Linked DNA regions of Homo sapiens: region 1 is linked to region 2. Evidence: chromatin contacts called from ENCODE Hi-C or POLR2A ChIA-PET data. All regions are on one chromosome and are shown on one strand. Each heading gives the region's core, a stretch centred on a gene start or an enhancer-like site at or near the end of the contact. The rest is flanking DNA. Distances are from core to core; before and after follow the strand shown. Region 1 overlaps ARHGAP29-AS1 (ARHGAP29 antisense RNA 1). Region 2 has its middle 53 kb from the start of GCLM.

Region 1 (6,052 bases), core at 71-2,570, 300 kb before region 2:
CCAAATTTGATTGAATCAGCTGAGGATGGGATATAGGAGCTTGTGACCAGCTTTCTTCAGAGTTGCTATGGGCATTCCAAAATTGAAAGTGTAAGAAATCCCTCTGCAATGCAGAGAGTCCATCAGATTTGAGGCAGGGCCCCTCTGGGGGTAAGAGAAAGGAAGGGATCTGTCTTTAGAGAAACGAAAGCTGGTTTGGTTGTCAGAATCGTAGTCTCAAAAGGGAAACTGAGCCAGAAGCCCCTCAGATAGACAGGGCAAACATGGCAGAAAATGGGAAAAGGCTACCATATAATGCACACTCGAATGTCCATGGCTCATCCCAGGCATAACAGATTTTAGGCTTGTGATGACGTGGCAAATGGTGGTAGACATTGGTAGATGGACTTCCTAAACACAAGCAAGTCTTGCTCAAGATTAGATCAGAACTAAGCCATTTTGAATCAACACATGGAATGCCTCTGGTCCTCTACAGAAACTCCGTAGAGACTTTTGCATTATGCAGGGAGGACACTTTTCCTCTCTGAAAAGTTCATTCTTCGGCCAACAGTGAGTCAGAAAATGCTCTCTGAACTTTTGACTTGGGAGCTTTGAAATTTAAACTTCCAACACAGATTCCTGTTCCATCTTGAAAGGGCATTTTAGTATTTAAATTTTTTTCTTTATCATGTGTATTAGTTTCCTGTGGCTGCTTTAACAAACTACCACAAACTTGCATCACTTAAAACAACAGAAATGGATTCTCTCACAGTTCTGGAGGCAAGGCAGGCCCATGCTGCCTCTGTAGTCCCTAGAGATGAATCCCTCGTTGCTTCTCCCTAGTTTCTGATGGTTGCCGGCAATCCTTGGTGTTCCTCGGCTTACAGGTACATTGCTCCAATTTCTACCTCTTCCTTTATACAGGTATCTTCCCCTTGTGTCTCTGTTTTCTCTTCTTGTACGGACAACAGTCACTGGATTAAGTCCCACCCTAATCCACTATGACCTCATTAGAACTAATTATATCTGCAAAGACCCTATTTCCAAACAAGCTTACATCCTAAAGTTCTGGGAAGACATGCATTTTATGGGGACATTATTTGATCCACTACAACATGTCCAATCTTTGGTCAAATTAATACTAGAACAAAAATTCTATGCTTTTCCTAGTCTCTGTTGGATGAGGTATATTCATTACTTGTATTTCTAAAATGGATACAGGTCACAGAGATGACTGGAATTGTGAAATCTCAAATCTTTGACCAGCTGCCCATCACTGGCAGAGTTCCAAGGAATCTAGGCAAAAGGGACAGACACCTAGTAAAAGAACACTCCTTATGACTACTTGGGAATTTGGCCCTAAACCCCACTGCCTGTCCCCACCCACCCTTGTTCTAGAGATTTGGGCTGAACCACTTGGCCTGTGTTCTACATACCTGAATGAAAGCAAGAAAATATCTTCTTGCAGACTCAGAGTCAAGACTTTATGATTTTCCATGGTGACAAGAGCTCAAAAATGACTCACCCAAATGAAAAACACCACAAGGGAAAGAAAAACTTGATCTCTCTACAGTGGGAAGCAGCAGACACAGAGGATAAAGATGTGGGTTTTTTGAGTCAAGTCTGACATGAGTTCAGATCCCTGGTTTTGCCACTTACTAGCTGGGTGAACTTGTTCATATTAATTAGTCTCTTTAAGTCTCAATTTCCTCGTTAGAGCAATGGAGATCATAATATCTTCCTTATAGGTGATTGTGAAGAGTAAATAAGATAATCTATGTAAGACCTTACTACATAGGAAGCGCTAGTTATAATCATTACTAAGGCCTTGAACAACTGGCCTAAACTGCCCCTATCAGGCCTGTTGTCTCCTGGACCCTTCCCTGATTACCACTGGAACTGCCTAAAGCAGAAGGCTTTCCCCTGTGGGAGCCCCCTAAGACCCTCTCTCAACAGCCCATGAGAGCTAAGGTCTCCAAAGAGGGAAGGCAAAGAACACTGTGGTATCAGCTAGAGTTTCTAACTTACAGATGACAGACTGGCAGCTCTCAGGCCAGATTCCACCTCTCATGATTTTTATTTGGCCTGGACAATTTTAAAAATTTGGAATTTATTGTCCACATTAAAAAATTCAGAAATGTTCTATAAAAATCCAAATTCCTGGCTTAAAAAATTGAGAGACCAGGTAATACTGAGCATAAGTTCTCCTATGACTAGAGGGCACATTTACTGTAATGTACAAATTGGCACACTTCTGAGAGTGAGAGAAGGGTCTATCAATAATTTTACCTGAACAATTAGTGTTAACTGAAACTGTCCAGGGCAAATTAGGAATGGTCATGTTACCCATGACTCCAGTGGTCTGGAGGTAAGTAGGAATGGATACTTCCTGCAGGAGGTCTTGTCTCTCTGTTTGTCTAGGGTTTTGAGTTTTGAGCTTCTATTTTAATACTTTGTCATATCATACCTAATACTTGGTCCTCCAACACCAGAATCCAACATCCCTGATCGGGGCTTCTATCATCATCTTCCTTCTCTAAGAAGGAAAAGGTATGGAGTGAGTTATCAAATCAGTGCATATGCTGGACTTCATTCAGGTGCTCTCAGGGGTTCTGATAAGATTTCCAATAGGGCACAGACTACCTATACAATGTTGGCAACACTCTGTCATCATCCAGTGCCTATTAACTAGTCCTTGCTGCTGTTATAGAGCATATATCATTAGGATAATGTCACATGTGTCATAGATACATTGGAAGCTTTTCTTCTCCTTCTCCTTCTTCTTCTTGAGACAGGATCTCCCTCTGTCACTCAGGTTAGAGTGCAGTGGAACAATCACAGCTCACTGCAAGCTTGACCTCCCAAGCCAAACAATCCTCCTACTTTAGCTTCCCAAGTAGCTGGGACCACAGGCATGTGCCACTATGCTCAGTTAATTTTTTTTTTACTTTTGTAGAGACAGGGTCTCCCTGTGTTGCCCAGGCTGGTCTCAAAATCCTGGGTTCAAGCAGTCCTCCCATTTTAGCCTCCCAAAGTGCTGAGATTACAGGCATGAGCTACTGTGCCCAGCCAAGATTCTTTTTTTTGTTGTTTTTTGAGACAAAGTCTCACCCTGTTGCCAGGCTGGAGTGTAGTGGCCTGATCTCGGCTCACTGCAACCTCCACCTCCAGGGTTCAAGTGATTCTCCTGCCTCAGCCTCCCGGGTAGCTGAGACTACAGGCGTGCACCACCACACCCAGCTAATTTTTGCATTTTTAGTAGAGACGGGGTTTCACAATGTTGGCCAGGATAATCTCCATCTCCTGCCCTCATGATTTGCCTGCCTCAGCCTCCCAAAGTGCTGGGATTACAGGTGTCAGCCACCATGCCCGGCCCAGCCAAGATTCTTGAAGTGTCTTCTGAATCATAAAAGGATTGGTTTGAGAGGATCATAAATCAATTCTTTGAAAATTCTTAATTTTCAAACAGCCTCCATCCAATGAATGAATTATGTTTTAAAAAGTTTGCTTCTAAGTCTAGCATAAAAAACCTGAAAAGTATATACCTATAGGAGCAATGTTACTTCCCTATCCCACACACAAACATACACGAAGTAAAATAAAAAGTAAACCATAGAATATATAAAGATTAGTACTGTTGGGCAGGCGCGGTGGCTCACGCCTGTAATCCCAGCACTTTGAGAGGCTGAGGCGGGCGGATCACGAGGTCAGGAGATCGAGACCATCCTGGCTAACATGGTGAAACCCCGTCTCTACTAAAAATACAATAAATTAGCCGGGCGTGGTAGTGGGCGCCTGTAGTCCCAGCTACTCGGGAGGCTGAGGCAGGAGAATGGCGTGAACCTGGGAGGCGGAGCTTGCAGTGAGCCGAGAATCGCGCCACTGCACTCCAGCCTGGGAGACAGAGCGAGACTCTGTCTCAAAAAAAAAAAAAAAAAAAAAAAAAAAAAAAAAAAAAAAGATTAGTACTGTTAAATCTATTTCTGGTTTTGGTTAAATTGGAACTCTGTATTTATGTAAGAGAAAGTATCTTCTAAACAATTATTCTTAAGAAATTCTGACCCAAGTTCAGTAGAAGGGAGGTAACTTATGAAGGGGTTCTGGGGGCATTTTCTTTCTCTGCCCATTTGTATGTGCAAAGTGTTTATTCATGTAATATTTGTAGGGTAGATACAATCTGTGTAATAAATATCAAAGCTCTTCATTATCAAGAATATTTGATGAATACAGAAAGTCATTCCTTGATTAAAATGGATTATTTAAAACATACAGAGAGGAATAGAACTAACTACCTAGAGCTGGTGGGTATGTCGGAGAGAGTCCTGCTTGAGGAGACAGGTGACCTTGCTTTGAGTTCAATCTCTTCTATTAACTTGTAGTGTAATTTTGAGTAAATAGTTCACCTTCCTTGAGATACAGGTTTCTTAGTAGCTGAATAAGGATGATAACAATAATTCATATTTCACAGACTTGTTTTGAAGACTGAGTTAATGTGTGTAGCAGAGCTTTGTGTACTGTGAAATGTTATAGAACCAAAAAAGAATAGAAAAGTAAGCTAATGCTTATTGAGCTCATATTATAAACCAAGCACAGTGATGGAATTAGTATTATTAACTAACCACCAATACCAATTGCAATGGCAGCAACAGTATCCCTAAAACTGCCACACTAACTCTTCCTCTCTTAGATACAAATGAAGAGACCAGGGCATCCCTTCAACTCTGAGCAGAAACGAATCAATCTCCTCCCACTGAAAATTCTTTACTTACAGAACACCAGGCTTGTAAACATCCTGCCTTCTCATTTTAATGACAGTATTACAATGGATGTGATGCCTTATCCTGGGCCACACCCCAGAGTAGGAGTGATATTGACTCATTGTGTGACTTGTGAATATTAGGAAGAAATGCCGCACTTAACAAGTTGGATAATGGCAATTTGCAGCCACAGGTGGACTAACATTTCTACAGGGAAGGGAAGAGGATGGTCCTGGATCCAACTAGAACCCATCAGTGCTGTTATTATTTAAGTCCTGTCATTTAAATAGTGTTGCCTTATGTGTTACTCTGCTAGGACTGCCATAACACAGTACTGCAGACTGGGAGGCTTAAACAACAGAAATTCATTTTCTTACAGTTCTGGAGGCTAGAAGTTTGACATCAAGGTGTCAGCATGGTTGGTTTCTTTTGAGGACTCTCTCAACTTGTAGATAGATGGCCATCACTCCCTGTCTTCACATGGTCTTCCCTCTGTGTGTGTTGGCATCCTAATCACCTCTTCTTGTAAAGACACTTGTCATTGGCTAGGGGCTGCATACACTAATGACCTCATTTTAATTGAAGTACCCCATTTGAAGCCCCTATGTCCAATATAGTTACATTCTGAGGTACTGGGTGTTAGGACTTTAACATATGAATTTGGTGGCGTGGGGGTGGCAAACACAGTTCAACCTATAACACATTGTTAGATAAATCAGTAGTCTACTTTGTTCTCAAGAAATTTTCCCTAAGCTGTGATCTTTATGTCCTTTGTCTTTTCCTCTTCCCCAAAGTCCTGTCCCCACTACCAAAAACCACCTTCAGTTTTTATAGCACTTCAAATACTGATTCATGAATACAACATTGTTATTGGCATCTGGCAGCTCCATTTCACTGACTTGGTGTTCAAGAAAAGCTGTGTAAATTAAAATGCCAGCTCTCTGTGAAACATCTTCACAGGGTCCTTCTGGAATCCACTGTCCCTTGACCCACATCCTATGCTTCTATTTTCTGACTCACAAAGCAACTCCAAGGTCTGGATAAGACCACTTGCCTACCGGTCTACTCATTTCCTTAGGTTCTGGTTTTTTAGTAGGCTTGTTTTACCTTTTAGTCATTTTTCCCGAATGGAGCTCTTTTTCACCTCCTCTTGGTTCTTAGTCATTACCCAGGAGGAAGTTACTAGAAGTCAGATTGCCAAGCAGTATTGCCTTCATGGACTCACAGAAGAGATCTAAAGCATTTCTCACCTTGCAGCCAATTCAGGCTAACTCCTAAGCAAGGCAACTTACTGTCTTCAAGCCTTGTTTGCCATT
Region 2 (5,980 bases), core at 2,919-5,418:
GACCCCTCACCCAGAGTTCTCAATGTGCTGATTCACCAGGAGCAAACAGGAGCCCTAAGGCCTGGCAGAGGAGAGGATGGTGCACCAGAAATGGGAGTTCTAGCTCTGACTCCACCCCAGAGCCTGTAAAGGTCTGGGTTTGGTGCTGGCTATGATCCTGGGAGTAGGAAGGTAAGAGAAAAGCTGGCCAATCTGAAAAGCACATAGGCTGGGCTACACCCAACCTTGACCTCAGCTCTGGAGACAGCCCAACCCAAATCCTCCCACCTAAAACAAACTCGCCTTGCATCATACATTCATATTGTGAGTCACAGGGCAAAAATCCCCTGAAGACCCTTGTGGTTGGTGCTTTTTACAAACAAGGATATCTATATTGGGCAGCTAGCTACCTTTCCTTTGACAGGAAAGAGACATGCCTCCCCACACCTCATTTCCCACAGTACAGATCTTGTCTGGACCTTATTTTTGCCAAGACCAGGCAATAACCAGCCCTGTGGTGCTGTGCTGTGTCACCAGCCTCAGCCTCCCTCCCCAACACTTGAACTCTGGAGGCAAACCCATGCCCCTTTCCTAAGATGCTGGAGTTGAGAGGCTGCCAACTATGTTATAAGGAAGATGGGAGCAATCTATTCCCACTGAGCTAACTGAGGTAGTGGGAAAGGAGAGGGTTTGTTGAGATTTTTCCTCTATTCTATTAAATGCACAGGCTTTGGCATCAGTCAGACCTGGGTTCAAGTCCCAGCTCCGCCACTTTCTAATTATTTGACTTTGGGCCAGTCACCAACCTCTCTGAATCTCGGTTTGAATCTATAGAGTGCAGATAGGACTAACATCCACCTTGAAGGGTTGCTATGAGGACTATGTGAAGCAATAACTGTCATACACGCAGCATGGCACCTGCATAGTGCACAGTAAGAGCTTAGCAAATGTTAACAACTGTTCACAGCCGGGAAATTTTGGGCCCAGAACAATAGGGCTTATGTTTTTTTTTTTTTAATTTCCCCATGAACCATTGTAATTGAGCTTATATCAAGACCAAATCCTAATCCCACACACAGAATTCATGTCTTGTCGTGTCACCCATCTACTACCCCATAGTTCCAGCTACTTTGGATTAAACAACTGAGAGCTCAGAAGTGTACAAATAAAAATCCACAAGCAAAGACTGGCCTGTCTCTGACCGTAATGGCAAATACAAAGCCCAAGAATCCCCACAGCTCAGATCTGCTGTTTCTTTCTGCCCTGGCAGTAAGCTCAGAAATCTGGCAGCTGAAATTCAAGTTACTCACTTTGAGCGTGCAATACCTCTGCCTCAGTGTTTTTGCTTATTCATGGTGAGAAGGGTTACTTTTTAACCTTATTTAAAAAAAAAAAAAATCTCTGCAGCCAGCAGTGGGAGGACTGAGTACCAGGAAGCTGGAAGCGCCTTCAGGACGCGTGATAATAGACGTCACCTGTTGGAGAGGCTGGTCCCGGGTCCCCCTGCCAGTTTTGGGCCAATAAACCCTACTGTTCTGTTTGGGTTGGCTTCGATTTCTGGCATTTTACAAATCTAAAGGATTCAGATGAGGCGGGCAATAGGGTGAGTAAAGACTACAACCCCAAATGTAAGTTAGGGTCCTTAGCCAAACTTTCCCTGACTTGGTTAACAAATAAGCCAGTGATTAAGCACATTCTATTCTGTAGCCCAGAGAGGATCCTCCCCATTACCCAGCCACATAAACTCTAGAATAGTAACTTCAGCCCCAATTCAACATCACTTTGTTTGTGTTTGCTGCATGTGGTGGATGGCAAGCCCACCTCCAACTCCAAAGCCACTGCTGGGACACCATCAGGACCCAGAGCAAAGGAAGGTGGGGCCCTGTTCTGTGGGACTGGCCCACAGGGATTGGTGTATGCCTGGCACTGTGCCTACCACTTTACCTGCATTTCTTCAGTTAATCCTTATAACAACCCCATGCCGCAGAAACTGTTATTCATGTCCCCTTTACCTATGGGAAATGGATAGCTCAGAGAGGTTAAGTGGCATGTCCAAAAAATCGTCAGAAGCAGACCTTAAACTCCACAATCTGATGTCAGATAACACCACCTTTACCATCAGAAGGGGATGCAAAGACAGGAAGAAGAATGTTCCAGATTGAAGGAACAGCACTTGCAAAACCATGAAGTTACAAGTTAGAAAGACTGTGGCATTTCCAAAAATTGGGAGATTAGTGAGCAGTGGAGTTACTTGGGAAGGCTCAATGGGAGAGGGAGAAGGATTGGGAGGGACCCAGGGGAAAGGGAAGCGGAAGAGGCAAGAAACCCAAGTGCAGTTAAGGAGTCTGGCATGTTCAGGAAACAGCGAAAGACCAAGCACAGACTTGGTTACAGCAAAATGTGCTGACATCCCTGCTGTAATATATCTATTCTCTAAACTAAAGCCTATCTGAACATGTATGAATGAGTGCTGTTAAGGACACCTGTGAATTGTGGCAGCTCTCATCAATGCCTCAGGACCAGAACTCAGGCTACCATCCTCAGGGAGGCATGGTGTCCTACCTGTGGTTCTCTCAGCCAACCTCTGCTGACATTCTATTCCCTTCCACACCAGGGGCATTGCAAATGTGGGTGGCTCATGATAGCTTCCTCTAGACAAGCTCTTTAGACTCAAAATCCTTTTACAAAAGAAGTTGCTCTTTATTTGTGCTTTGGGAATTCCATTGTTCAGATGGCAAGTTTAACTTCTTCTCTCTTTGGCACTGAGAAAAAAAAATGTTTTTGTTTTTAATAGGCTTCTACAAATCAAATACTTAATATTTCTCTTAAAATTGAGGTTATCTGGGTGACTAGTTCAAGAGACATTCCAGGTTGTCCTGACACAACCAGAGAGGCTGGTCACTGTCCGGCTGAGACACCAGCTCCTTGTCCGGGAAAGTTAAGCACACTGGAGCCAGCCCCCAACCCCCAGGCAGCATGGGTCTCTCCCTCCTCCCAGGTCCTCAAGCCTCCTAAAATCTCTGCCTCTGACCTCATATCATAACTTTCTGTGACCAAGCCACCACACAGAAAGTTCCTGGAGGTGAGGGTCACGCTTCATCTACTCTTCCAACAAGTATACACTAATGCCTTCTAAGTGCCAAGCAAATTGTTAGGCCTGGAAAACACTGCCAGCAAGGCTGTTCTGGTACTGGAAATGCCAGGATGCCAAGAGTACATGAACATTTATGAGTATGCACTCTGGAGCTAGACTCCCCTGCTCCAACACTGGCTAGCTAAGTGACCCTAGGCAAGTCACTTAACTTCTACGCAACTTCGTTTCCACTCTATCTAATGGTGATAATAACAGGGCCTACCTTATCATGATGAGAGGATAAAATGAATCCAAATAGGTAAAGTACATCTATGGTTAGTACTCAGTAAGCTCTATGTACAAGGGTAAGCACAAGATGTTTTAGGAGACCACAAGAGGGTTGCATAACTCAGACTTGGGAGGGCTTCCCAGAGGATTCGCACTCTAAACAGGGACTTTAGAAATCAGTTAACCATCGGAAGGGGATGCAAGGACAGGAAGAAGAATGTTCCAGATTGAAGGAACAGTACTTGCAAAACCATGAAGGCAAGAGTCCATGCTTTCTTTGATGAGTTTGCTTCATTTAAAAAAAATAAAACAAACAGCAATTCAGTCACTAATAACAGTTATTACAAAGTTTGTACTGTGCCTTCTATCCTTGAACTATTAGTGTACAAACTGCAAAGAATGCAGATTTAGGTCACAGAGAGCAAGTCTGAACTAAATCCATCTTTGAAGGCTCTACCAGCAAGGTCAAAATGGCTCACAGTTCTCTTTTTATTTTCAACAGGAAACAAACATTTATGAACCCCAAATGTTAGGTTAATTTAATGGCTTCTTAGAAGATGTTTGGTCTGAGGATTTTGGAAGAGAAAACACAGTGTAGTCTTTGTTTTTTACTCCTCACCACAGCACATTGCTTGTGGGAGGCACCCAATAAATTCTTTTTCCTTTTATACTCAAATGCACTGCATTTTAGTTTTCATACTAGTTTTTTAACAAATGCTTTTTAAATGATGTATGTTCAAATGAATCCTGCCAATGCCCAGAACTTCTCTTCCCACTCACCTCACAAAAGGCAAGCCTAGGCCTGCCTCCAGCCTCTTAGAGTAGCAGCTTATCTCCAAGATGACATCCCCACAGAGCTGAGTTTTATGATCAGCTATCAAATCTCAGCATAAACTGAGAGCAAAGATTGGAAAGACAATAAAAATAGAAACGAGGCCAAGCATGCTGGCTCACACCTGCAATGCCAGTGCTTGGGGAGGCTGAGGTGGGAGGGCCTCTTGAGCCCAGGAGTTCAAGGCCGTGGTGAGCTAGAATCACATCATGGCACTCCAGCCTGGGTGACAGAGCAAGACCCTGTCTCTAAAAACAAACAAACAAGCAAGTCAGGTTTTACATGCCAAGCCAGTTCAGAGAAGCAGTGGGACCTATGATTAAATTTCGATTTTAAGAAAACTAAAGGGGAAGGAATTTTCCCAGCAAGCAATAATCCTTTTCAGAAGACTAGCAAAGCCTGTTCTTTATTAATGAATGAGGAACTGTGGTTCCTGAGATAATAGGAGGAAAGGGATTTTATAATTCATCAAAGCCAGGGATTTTCAAACACCTTTTGAAAGCTTTGTTCAAAATAAATATTACCAAGATATGTAAATAAAACACACCATGACAGAACTATTCTGGTTGAACGCAGGGACTAGGCCCCAATATTGTTGCCTTCTAACCCCAGAACATATCTAAAACTACTAATTTTAGTCTAATAACCACTCTTCCCTTTTACAGATGGAAAACCTGAAGCTGAGAAAAAAATAGATGACTTCTCCAAGGTCACACAACTAATTGCTAACAGAGCCAGTGTAAGTTCCTAGGTCTACTTACTCCAAATTCAATGACATGTAGATGGTATGAGAAATACACTTACTGATGTGGAAGGGGTGGATGATGGAAAGTAGATGGGACATGAGAGGAAGAGGGTCACCCTGTTGAATACACACAGAAACAGGGCAGGACAAAGCCATGCAGTGGCTATTACAGGTTGAGTATCCCTTCTTCTAAATGCTTGGGACCATAAGTGTTCCAGATTTCAGACTTTTTAAGATTTTGGAATGTGTGCATTACACTTACCAGTTGAGCATGCCTCATCCAAAAATGCAGAATTCTAAGTGCTCCAATAAGCATTTCCTTTGAGAGTCATGTCAGCATTCAAAAAATTTCAGATTTTGAAGAATTTTGGATTTCAGGTTTTCAGATTAGGGACACCCAATCTGTAGCTGCCTGGGGGGCTCTAAGATGCCTACTTAGAAGACAGCATATCCCATCTTCTCTGGATTACTAGGATGCGATGATTTGTTTGCATATTCAAGTCAACAGGTATTAACTGAGCTTCTGTTATTAGCTGCTAGGCAGCGTGCTGGACAGAGTTAGCAAACACCAACCCACTACCACCACTATCCCAGCACTCACCACCCAGTACAGAAGACAGATGGGAAGCCCTTAACTTAATGGACCTTTAGGGTAGCTACGCAACCAGAGGGAGGAGGGAGACAGATTGAGTCACTGGGAGAATCAAACAGCCCAGAAGAAAAGACATCTATGTAGCGTTTCCAAGGATGAGCTTGTCACCAGGAAGACAGGGGAAGTGGGGCATCTTGTTCATAGAAAACAGAAACAGCTTTCAAACGAGGCAAAAGATATTCATTTGTAGTTTAGAGAGATCACCAAGGTGGCACTGTAGAAATCCATGGCATGAGGAGGCTTCTGTGATGGTTGAAAATGGTGGTTTTCAGAAGAAAAATCAGCGTGGGGAGCAGGAGGGATAAAGCCTTCCCTGGTTCCCATGGCTCCCAGAAACTGCCAGGTGGTATCACCAACCAAGATTAAAAAAAAAAAAAAAAAAACGTTTGGGAGGGAAAATAAGGAGCCCAT

Evidence for each region. A loop is a pair of places that touch in the nucleus more often than their neighbours do. ChIA-PET counts read pairs that join two places held with the same protein, here RNA polymerase II (POLR2A).
Region 1: a map of PC-9 shows a loop between it and region 2 (4-fold over the local background). The contact joins two enhancer-like sites. A Hi-C loop is called at or near these places in 1 of 168 maps with a recorded cell type or tissue (PC-9). POLR2A ChIA-PET finds 5 or more read pairs at or near these places in 2 of 52 experiments (PC-9 and activated T-cell).

The regions. Positions count from the first base shown.
Region 1 is chr1:94,254,424-94,260,475 of GRCh38, reverse strand. The region is part of intron 2 of ARHGAP29-AS1 (ARHGAP29 antisense RNA 1); the gene reads right to left. It also overlaps a transcript of ARHGAP29 not described here. Among named protein-coding and RNA genes, the nearest start is that of ARHGAP29-AS1, 9.6 kb to the right of the region's middle. Within about 2 kb of position 1,320, at least 13 of the 41 ENCODE cell types and tissues checked have a DNase peak (open chromatin) inside an H3K27ac peak, as active enhancers do; they include PC-9, where a contact is called at or near this core.
Region 2 is chr1:93,959,184-93,965,163 of GRCh38, reverse strand. No RefSeq gene overlaps it. Among named protein-coding and RNA genes, the nearest start is that of GCLM, 53 kb to the right of the region's middle. Within about 2 kb of position 4,168, at least 5 of the 41 ENCODE cell types and tissues checked have a DNase peak (open chromatin) inside an H3K27ac peak, as active enhancers do; they include PC-9, where a contact is called at or near this core.